Regions from separate parts of the Homo sapiens genome. Here all the other regions are linked to region 2. Evidence: chromatin contacts called from ENCODE Hi-C or POLR2A ChIA-PET data. All regions are on one chromosome and are shown on one strand. The core of a region is the stretch at or near the end of the contact, and the rest is flanking DNA. Distances in the headings are between cores, read along the strand shown.

Region 1 (3,575 bases), core at 73-2,572, 410 kb after region 2:
TCTAGTCCTTTCTGATCTACAAGCCGCGGCATTATAACTTTTAGATGCTGAAGAAAACTAAACTATATGTCAAGGATTAAGGCTTGTGAACCCCCAAAATTTGGGACAGGTCTCAGTTAATTTAGAAAGTTTATTTTGCCAACGTTAAGGACGCGCAGCTGTGACACAGCCCCAGGAAGTCCAGATGACATGTGCCCAAGGTGGTTGGGGCACAGATTGGTTTTATACATTTTAGGGAGACAGGAGACATCAATCAACATATGTAAGTACACTGGTTCCTTCCAGAAAGGTGGGGACAACTCGGAAGCAGGAAGGGCTTCTAGGTCACAGGTAGATGAGAGACAAAAGGCTGCATACGAGTTTCTGATAAGCCTTTCCAAAGGAGACAATCAGAATATGCATCTATCTCAGTGAGCAGAAGGATGACTGACTAGAATGGGAGGCAGGTTTTGCCCTGAGCAGTTCCCAGCTTGACTTTTCCCTTTTGCTTAGTAATTTTGGGACCCTAACATTTTCACAGGCTTTAAATTTTATTATTCTTTAGTTACTACGTGCTAGCATATAAATAAATAGTACAAAACCAAGAAGGCATCCACCTTTTGGTTGTCTCTTCACGTGTAAAACAACACTTTGTGTTAAGTATCTTCACACACGGCGGCGCAAAGGTAGAAACCGATACTAAAAAAGCGTGTAGAAAATAGTTCCCAGCCTGGGCAACACAGGGAGACCTCATTTCTACAAAAATAATTCGCCAAGCATAGTGGTGCGCACCTGCGGTCCCAGCTACTTGAGAGGCTGAGATGGGAAAGTTGCTTGAGCTCGGGCAGCAGGAGTTCCAGGCTGCAGTGAGCTAAGAATGCGCCACTGGACTCCAGTATGGGCGACAGCGTGAGACCCTGTCTCAAACAAAAACAAAAGCCCGTTACTCCACCAAGAAGGCGCTTTTGCACATTGTTTTAATGCTTAACGCCTTCAGGATGCCAGCGTGACGGAAGCAAGTAACCACCAAGGCATCACCACTGGCGCTAAACTTCTCACTTCCGGAGTGCTGCAAGCGCAGAAAATATACGTCATGTGCGGAGGCGGAGCTTCCGCCCTGCGCGTCGTATTAGACGGAAACCGAGCGGGCCCATTTTTCATGGGTTTGCGGACCCACCAGCGAAGGCGGGAGGTGTCGCAGGGACATCTTCTGGCTGTTTCCGTCGCCTGCGTGGCCCTTGCACCCCGGTCTTCCATTAGCGGCGCAGACGTTTGGGCCTAAGCGCTGGGCGAGGCGAGGCCCTGCCCCTCCCCGCCAACGGCCATTCTCTGGACCTGTCTTTCTTCCGGGAGGCGGTGACAGCTGCTGAGACGTGTTGCAGCCAGAGTCTCTCCGCTTTAATGCGCTCCCATTAGTGCCGTCCCCCACTGGAAAACCGTGGCTTCTGTATTATTTGCCATCTTTGTTGTGTAGGAGCAGGGAGGGCTTCCTCCCGGGGTCCTAGGCGGCGGTGCAGTCCGTCGTAGAAGAATTAGAGTAGAAGTTGTCGGGGTCCGCTCTTAGGACGCAGCCGCCTCATGGGGGTCCAGGGGCTCTGGAAGCTGCTGGAGTGCTCCGGGCGGCAGGTCAGCCCCGAAGCGCTGGAAGGGAAGATCCTGGCTGTTGGTATCCTTAACGCCGCGTTGGGACTTGGGGTGCAGGGATTCGGGGCTGGATTCCTCGCGGGGCTCTGCCTTGGGCACAGTGGCATCTGCAGGATGATGGTCTTGGGTCGGGGTCGGGGTCGCTATAGAATCTCTGTCACTAGGTTTTCTAAGTACAGTCGTCCCTCGGTATCCCCGGGGCTTTGGTTCCAGCCCCTCCTCCGTATACCACGATGTTCAAGTTCCTTCAACTCCCTTATATAATGGCGTGGTATTTGCATATAAACTACCCACTTCCGTAATCTTTTAAATCGTTTCTAGCTTACTTGTAATGCCGAATGCAATGTAAGTGATCTGTAAATAGTTGTTATACTGTATTTTAAAATTTTTTGTAGTTTTTATTGGTATGTTTTATTTATTTATTTTTTTCCATCGCAAATATTTTTGATCCGTGGTAGGTTGATTGCGGAATCGGGTGATGAGGCGGGCCGCCCTGTCTGCTTTCCCCAGCTTTGCAGTCTTAGCGGCCTGTGCATCCTGGTTTGTCACTTTGTGGCAGTGCTTTATGTTCCTCTCTGCCTTAGTTCTCTCATCTGCAAAGTAGAGGTGGTGATAGTATCTACACACAGGATTGGAATGAGGAATAAAGAAATTGCCTACATGAGAGAAGTTTAGTGCGATTAATACAGTAAATCTTAAAGTTATTATCCTGTCCGGGAGGTCAGTAAGGAGAGCAGAGTAGACTTCGACGATTAGTTTTGCTTGAGTCTTGCCCCATTTATGTTTCTTAGAGGAAGGATAGTGTGGACAGGTGTTTTACCCATTTTTTAAATTGACTTTTTAAGGACTATTGTTTCTGTACATGTTTGGCTGGTTTTGTTTGTCATTGGAATTAAATTCTTTTTTCATTAGCAAAACGTGATACTGCTTTTGAAATTTTTATCTTTTTCTTTGTTATGTAGTCATTTTTTTTTTTTTTTTGAGTATCTATTCTGGCTCAGAATCTGGTGATACCTTACACCAATTTCCTAAATGGGGATCTATGAGTCTAGGGGCTCGTGGGCTTGTGGAAAGAGTCCTGTAAATGATTGCGGGGGGATTGGGGACGGGAAATGGAGTGCAAGAGTGTGTGGGCGTTCAGCAAAGGAATCCCTGACTGTGGAGCCCTAATTCTTCAGTAGGTACAAAACTTATAAATAAAACGACATTGATAAGTTTTAAAACATAATGAGATTATCATTTTTTGCAAGTGAATAATCTTTAAATAAATCTGTAATTGATTTTTGGCTTAAAAGTTTTTATACAGGGTACTTTGAATTGGGGAAAGCCAAAGGATTTTTGTTTTGTTTTGTTTTGTTTTTTGTTTTTTAGAGCACATGCGCTGTTGCTGCCCTCAAGCTGTTGCTTAGTATCATTGCAGTCTAAAGATTTTCTCAGAAATAAAGGGTAAAGGTTAGTTTTCAGTGACAAGAACCCTTAAAACTTCAGCAAAGATTTAGATCATTTTATGTAGCAGCCCTTGTGAAGAATTACTAAAGAGGACTGTGGCCAGGCTCAGTGGCTTACGCCTGTCATCCCAGCACTTTGGGAGGTCAAGGCAGGAGGATCATTTGAGCCCAGGAGTTCAAGACCAGCCTGGGCAACATAGTGAACCCCTGTCTACACACAGTCAAAAAATTAGCTGGACGTGGTGGCCTGCACCTTTGGTCCCAGCTACACGGAAGGCTGAGGCAGGAAGATTGCTTGGGCCCAGGCGGTCAAGGCTGCAATGAGCCGTGTTCATGTCTGTCTCTGAATAAATAAATAAAAAGGACTGTGAAAGACATTCTAGTCATGACAACCTCATATATTTATAATAAACTCGTTTATGTCAAAGGAGTATATCTGATTACTTGTTCTACAATCGGTTTTGCTTTATTTCATTTTCACGGGAATTCAGACACCTGAAATTA
Region 2 (3,513 bases), core at 278-2,777:
TATTATTTCCTTCCTTCTGCTAACTTTGGATTTAGTCTGCTCTTCTTTTCCTAGTTCCTCGAGATGTAAAGTTAGGTTGTATTCCAAAAATTCCTCTAGGTTTCTGTGTCAGTGGATGATGGAGCAAAAAAAAGAAAAAAAAATTCCTCAGTTTTATCTTTTAATAATTAGGTTTAAGAAACAGTTCTCTTTTCAATCCTGCAAGTACTTGAATTTACATTACCGCTATTCTTTTCCATTCTTGCTTCTTGCTTGCAAATTAGTCAGTTTTGTTCTGATTTTGTCTCTTTTAAGATCTCTGTACCCACTTCACAGATGAAGAAAAATAACTATCCAGGCTGGGCACAGTGGCTCATGCCTGTAATCCCAGCACTTTGGGAGGTCAAGGCGGGCAGATCACTTGAGGTCAGGAGTTGGAGACTGGCCTAGCCAACATGGGGAGACCCCTGTCTCTGCTAAAAATAAAAATAAATTAGCTAGGCGAGGTGACGGGCACCTATAATCCCAGCTACTCAGAAGGCTGAGGCATGAGAATCGCTTGAACCCGGAAGGTAGAAGTTGCAGTGAGCTGAGATTGCACCACTCCATTCCAGCGTGGGCGACAGAGCGAGACTCCATCTCAAAAAAAAAAAAAATGAAACAAAAAAGGCCAGGCCCGGTGGCTCACCCCTGTAATCTCAGCACTCTGGGAGGCTGAGGCAGGTGGATCACCTGAGGTCAGGAGTTCGAGACCAGCCTGGCCAACATGGTGAAACCCCATCTCTACTGAAAATACAAAAATTAGCCAAGTGTGGTGGCACATGCCTGTAATCCCAGCTACTCCGGAGGCTGAGGCAGGAGAATCGCTTGAACCCCGGAGGCAGAGGCTGCAGTGAGCTGAGATTGCATCAGCACACTCCAGCACTCCAGCCTGGGTGATAGAGTGAGACCCTGACTCAAAAAAAAAAAAAAGAAAAGAAAAGAAAAGAAAGAAAGAAAAAGAACTCTCCAGCCACTCCAGAAGGCCCCCAGAATGTCCAGGACCAACCACAGCTCTCTACCTCCATGAGGAATTACTCTCACAGCTTTTAGAGGACTCATTTCCTTACATTATTACTGTATTGTTTTGTTATCCTAATTTACATCCCTAGATACTGTAGTTTAGCCTTCTCATTTCTTAAAATTGATACTGTAGCAGGACGAGCCGCAGACCAAACCTCTCAGACACCTAGTTGTAGAAGGAAGGGCTTTATTCAGCTGGGAGCATCGGCAAGTTACTGCCTTAAAATCCGAGCTTCCTGAATGCACAATTTCTGTCCCTTTTAAGGGCTCACAACACTAAAGATTTCACATGAAAGGGTCATGATTGATTTGAGCAAGCAGGTGGTACATGACAGAGGCTGCATGCACCAGTGGTCAGAGAGAACAAGAACAGGGCAGGGAGTTTCACAGTGTTCTTCTATATAATGTCTGGAATCTATGAATAACACTGGTTTCTAAGTTATGAGTTGATTTTTAACTACTGGGTTTAGGCCAGGCATGCTCAGACCTGGTTTCTGGCCTGGCGCCAGGCTGCCTGTCTTTGGTTTTACTTCCTTGCTGTTTTTTCTTAAAACAGGTACTGAGTATAAAACAATATGAGAGGGTCTCTGTCTTCCTTCAATACCTTTAACTTCCTTTCAATCTATCTTTTTTCTTCTCTCCTAACTCATTTGTTGGAAGAGCCTACACTTGTGAGCTGTAGTTTCCCGTTGCTTGGCTTTTGCTAAGTGAGTTCTCATGCTTCAGGGCAACATGTTGCTTTTTCCTGCATATTGGCAGCTGGATCCAGAGTCTTGATCAGAATCAATTTGATCCCTTTGGCAAGGTTAGAGTGGTGGTGTGTTCATTCATCATGAAGCACATTATGTCTTTCTCTTTCTTGATGTTAGCAGCCTTTGATGCTCAATGCTCAGGACCCTTTAATTCACAGGAGTTTACAAATGGTAATATTTTAATTCTATCATTTTGTTTTCACTTATTGGCTGTAATAATTTTGTAAAACGACACTTCTGCTCATCTGCTACTTGATTACCCAGGGATAGCGGCTATATAGAAAAGGCAGGATACATAGATTGATATTCTCTTGTTGATAGTCATTACAGACTCTTAAGTTTAAACATATTTGATAGTTTTTAACCCATTGAAATCTGTATCTTTATTAAGGTTCAAATTATCCTACCCTTGGTGAATACAAGCCTCTTTGAATTGACTCTTGTGTCCTTTTGACACAAACCTAGTAGCTTTTTATAGCTTCTATGCTATCTGGTATGTCAAAATGTCCCAGTTTCATTTTGTACACTTCCTGTCCACAATCAATGTTCCAAGAACCCCTCTTTTTAAAAAATAGAAATGATCTTTGAGACCATAGTCTGGATGCTGTGAATGTGTGTTCATAGTGAGCTGGTCATTGTTTCTTGACCTCTTTATGGATAGAGCTAGAAATTGCACACACACACACACACACACACACACACTCCTTTTTCTTTTCCTAAACATGTCTTTCCAGCATGCCCCTTCTTTTCTCTTTGTTATAGCATGGGATTCATCACAATATGTTTTTATTGCTTCTTTTTATTTTCCCAAATTTTAGAAGAAAGATTGGTTAGCTAGCTCTACTAACTTTTTTTCAAGCTCACAAAATTTTCTCTTCTCTTGTTTTTATGAGATTTTAAAAATAGCACCTTGTTTTGGGAGTTTTTCTTACTTGTTTTCCCACCTCACTATAATCTTGACCTATTTTTTCCTGTGGGATTTTTTTCTATATCCTAATTTCTGACTTGAAATTGCACTGTCAAGAAAATAATTTACACGTAGTATGATTTTATAAGCAAAGATGCTCATTGCTGTGTTTTTAACTAGAAAAAGTTAAAATGTTTTTGTTATTATTTCTAAAAAGGGGGAAATTGTTAATTTGTGTTCAAAACCAGAGGAATAATTAGACAAATCATTGCTGTTATTAAAGACTTACCTGGAAAAAATTTGGAAGTATTTCTCCCTGTGTCAAATCTTAAAGACATGGCTCATTGAATCAAACAAGGAAACCACCCACATTGATTTATAAACATAAATTAGTATTACTGAATGGTAGTTTGGGAGAAAAATATTTTCTAATAAAGGATTAATGCTGCAAGTTACCTAGTACCTAGTTCTTCCTTACCTTCTGCTATTGGTATGGAAATATTAGATCTCCTTGAAATAGACTGGTTGCTATTCATCTTAACCTTTAATATATCAGACCCAAATTTCTTTATACTGACAGTTCAACAAGTGAAATTAAATAATTAAATTGACTTAATCTGATTAACATTTTTTTCTTTCTACATATCTTCAATAGCTTTACTTTAATGAACTCTCTATAGAAGCCCTCCAACATTTCTGGTGTCAGACATTACGGACAACTGAATATATCATGAGTAGGTCTCATAGGGAGAATGTGGAACCTGTTCTTCCCTTCTTTCAGGCTTTAGGGAAAGAGTGAAAAATAAGAATAAA
Region 3 (3,407 bases), core at 475-2,974, 330 kb after region 2:
ATGTAAGTTTAGTGAAACTTCATGAAGGAGTAAATTTAGATGCATGTAAACAACCACTATCTTAATTTAGAATGCTTCCCTATTTTTTTTTTTTTTGAGACAGGTTCTCGCTCCGGCGGACAGGCCGGAAAATTGAGTGGCGCAATCATAAGCTCACTGAATCCTCGAACTCCTGAGCTCAAGCGATCCTCTCGCCTCAGCCTCTTGAGTAGGTGGGACTACAGACGCTCACCACCACGCCCGCTTATTATTTTTAAATGTTTTTGTAGAGACGAGGGTCTCCCTATGTTTCGCAGGCTGGTCTTGAACTCCCGGGCTCAAGCGATACCCCCTGCCTTGGCCTCCCAAACCGTTGGGATCCCAAGGCGTTTGCCACCTCTCCCGGTCTGCTTTACTTCTTTTCAGACTTCACGATGCACAGTGTGTTCTTCACGGCAGCTGCACACATGCTGGTTTTCTTCAGAAACACGGAAAATGCCCCATAATGCAATCCCCAAGCAACCTGCTCTAGGTCATCTGGGTTTGTTTTTTTGAGACAGAGTCTTGCTCTGTCCCCCAGGCAGGAGTGCAGCGGCGCGATCTCGGCTCACTGCAGCCTCTGCCTCCCGGGTTCAAGAGATTCTCCAGCCTCAGCCTCCCGAGTAGCTGAGATTACAGGCGTCCGCCACCGCGCCCAGCTAATTTTAGTAGAGACGGGGTTTCACCATGTTGGCCAGGCTGGTTTTGAACTCCTGACCTCAGGTGATCCACCCGCCTCGGCCTCCCATGGTGCTGGGGTCAGGCGTGAGCCACCGTGCCAGGCCACTGTCGTCTGGGTTTTCATCTCTGGCTTCAGGTTCAGAGAGGGCAGGGTTTGAAGCCTGGCCCGGCCTCAGTGCCCTCAATGGCGATGGTGAAGATGACCGGCTAGAGGTGCTGCGCCCACGAAACGCCAGCTCTAGTGGCGTCCGGAGCGCCGGCTCCACCGGCTAGGCGGTCGGCGGAGTTCTAGGACGACAACTACTCACAAGGGCTGGGCGATCACCTCCCACGCCACGGGACGGAGACGCCACAGCCCCTTCAACTTTCAGTTACAAACGTTCGTGCCCTGTTACGTCCACAGCATTAAGCTGGCTGTCGTGGGGCAAACAAAAACGTTGAGTCCGAGTCTTACGGGGGGTCGGGTCAACAACCCCAGCAAACATGGAGAGAAAATTCAAAGCGGGTCTCACGGGCGTGCGGGGCTCGGCGGCGCTCGGGGCACGGGATCCGTTCTCTCCGCAAATGCGCGCTGCCGGGGCTGCGCCGCGGGCTGCCCCGGTCGACCCCTCTCAACTCCGAGGCTACTTCGAGCCAGTCACCCGGGACTGGCTGACGTGGTCCAGGTTGGCCCCGTCCGGCTCTCCCCGCCCGTACCAACCCCACATTCCGCCCTCCTACCCGGCAAAGCGGACGAAGCCCCCACCGGCTGGTGCCCGCGGGCACCGAACTTAGCGGAACGCCTCCCGGCTCGGACCAGACGCCCCTGAGGAGTGACGCCCGCGAGCCTCAAACGTCTCAGGCGGGCCTGCCGGGTGCTCTCCCCGTCTCCCAGGAAGCCGCCCGTCAGCCGGCGGCGCCAACCGCCACCGCCGCACTTACCCGGGAAGGCAAAAGTGGCCGCGGGCACCCAACCGCCGTCACTCCCTTCAGGGAGCTGACTAGCGCGCTCGAAGCGACCGCCTCGCCTGCCCCGCCACAGCGTTCGGCTACGACGCACGCGCGCGCAGGCCACGCCCCCCGGGTGCGCGGGCCGGGCCGCAGAGCACGCCGGGAGCGTGGGTCTCCCAGCCCGCCACATCCCAGGGCTGTACGCGCGGACTAGCGGAGCTAGGGGAAGGTGCCAGGGTGGCCGCCGCCTCAGTAGCACGCGGACGGCTGGAAAGTCAGCCCCCGTTTCCGCCTCACCCAGGATTGCTCCACTCGGGGCCTTTCCGCATCCCAGCCACCACTCCATTCCGAGGCGCGATCAGCTCTGACCAGTCTTCCTCACACCCATAGTCGATTCGTTACTCCCGTTAAGGTCAAACGCTGACAGAAACCAGCCGCTTCGCACACTTCTACATGGGGTCAAGCCCCCTGTTATCTTTGCGGGGATGATTGTAACAATCACTTAAATGGTCGCTTCGTACCATCTTGCCCCCGCCTGGGCCTTGTCGGCGACGCCGCAGCCACGTGGATGCTGTGGAAGCCTGTCCCCTGGATCTTCCAAAGGCTCCGCGCTCATTGCCACAGCCAGCGGCCGGCAGTGGCCTAGGCTGTTGCACGCGATCGGTCCCCCACATCTCCCCTCTCCATCTGGCTCCTTTCCCTGGAAGCCCAGGGCAGCCCACACTTCGCTGTCCTCACCCCCACTCACCAGGCGGGACCCCACGACGACCGGCTTTTGTCCTGGCTGCTCCCTCCCAGCGTGGGCCGCGTCTCCTCGGGGTCGACAGGGCGCGTGGTTTTCACAGCGAGGCCTCCCCTGATCACCTCCCCGCTCTTCCTGTCCTTCCCCGGTCACCTCACGAGCTATGGATGTATCTGTGTCTCCTCACTGCGCTATAAGCTCCCAGGTGAAGAAAGGGTTGCTTTTTGTAAATTTTTGTTTTAACCGTGAACCTCTTGTGTATGAATAATGCTCAGAAAAAAAAAAATTTCTTAAATGAATGAATCTTCCCCAAGCCCAGTGCAGTTGGCACCTGCCCTCTTTTCTGTCACGGTACATACAAGGAAATACATTCCACAAAACCACATAGTCGCTGTCATTTATCACAAGTGTTTCCCCAAATTACAAAGTCTTAATACTTCTTTGTCTCCTAATTTTTTAGCTGTGTTTTTAAAAAACATTTCTTTACATGCCATAAAATTCACTCATTTGAAGTGTACCATTCAATCATTTTCAGTAATTTTAAAACCATTTGCAACCATCACTATAATTTAAGAACATTTCCATTATCCCCCTGAAAAGTATTTGCACAGTTATAGTTGAGGTAGGAGATCAGCAGGACTTTCCAAGCACTGATCACCACCTGCTGAGCAAAACAGGATCTGGTCAGAACAGGATGCCCTAAAAAAACGGCCAAAACTGCCCTAAAGAAACAGGCCCAAGCCAGCTAAAACCAGGATGGTGACCAAAGTGACCTCTAGTGCCCTCACTGCTCATTATACACTAATTATAATACATGAACATGCTACAACACTTCCACCAGCACTCTGACAGTTTACGAATGCCATGGCAATGCCCAGACCTTACCTTATATGGTTTAAAAACGGAAGAATTCTCAGTTCCGGGGAACTCCCCACCCCTTTTCTAGAAAATTCGTGAATAACCCACCCCTTATTTAGCGTACGATGAAGGAGTAGGTATAAATATAGCTAGCCAGTGGCCGGGTGCCCTGGCGCAT

The links. A loop is a pair of places that touch in the nucleus more often than their neighbours do. ChIA-PET counts read pairs that join two places held with the same protein, here RNA polymerase II (POLR2A). Pooled maps may share reads with other maps.
Region 1: a loop to region 2 is called in a map with no recorded cell type, with 8 times the contacts of the local background. The contact joins the promoter of ERCC5 here to the enhancer-like site in region 2. A Hi-C loop is called at or near these places in 1 of 168 maps with a recorded cell type or tissue (endothelial cell of umbilical vein), 15 of 37 single-sample maps with no recorded cell type and 10 of 50 pooled maps. POLR2A ChIA-PET finds 5 or more read pairs at or near these places in 1 of 52 experiments (OCI-LY7).
Region 3: a map with no recorded cell type shows a loop between it and region 2 (6-fold over the local background). The contact joins the promoter of TEX30 here to the enhancer-like site in region 2. A Hi-C loop is called at or near these places in 4 of 37 single-sample maps with no recorded cell type and 4 of 50 pooled maps.

What each region holds. Positions count from the first base shown.
Region 1 is chr13:102,844,710-102,848,284 of GRCh38, forward strand. It overlaps ERCC5 (ERCC excision repair 5, endonuclease), which reads left to right and starts at 1,323. Exons shown (of 15, transcript NM_000123.4): 1 at 1,323-1,645. The coding sequence starts at 1,558. All of the region lies in intron 9 of BIVM-ERCC5 (BIVM-ERCC5 readthrough), which reads left to right. RefSeq lists enhancers at 253-1,077, 662-711, 922-1,711, 1,078-1,900 and a silencer at 2,062-2,111.
Region 2 is chr13:102,438,989-102,442,501 of GRCh38, forward strand. No RefSeq gene overlaps it. Among named protein-coding and RNA genes, the nearest start is that of FGF14-AS2, 46 kb to the left of the region's middle. Within about 2 kb of position 1,528, at least 3 of the 41 ENCODE cell types and tissues checked have a DNase peak (open chromatin) inside an H3K27ac peak, as active enhancers do; they include OCI-LY7, where a contact is called at or near this core.
Region 3 is chr13:102,772,062-102,775,468 of GRCh38, forward strand. TEX30 (testis expressed 30) reads right to left here and starts at 1,725. Exons shown (of 6, transcript NM_138779.5): 1 at 1,621-1,725. RefSeq lists enhancers at 1,480-2,157, 2,158-2,835 and a silencer at 1,558-1,897.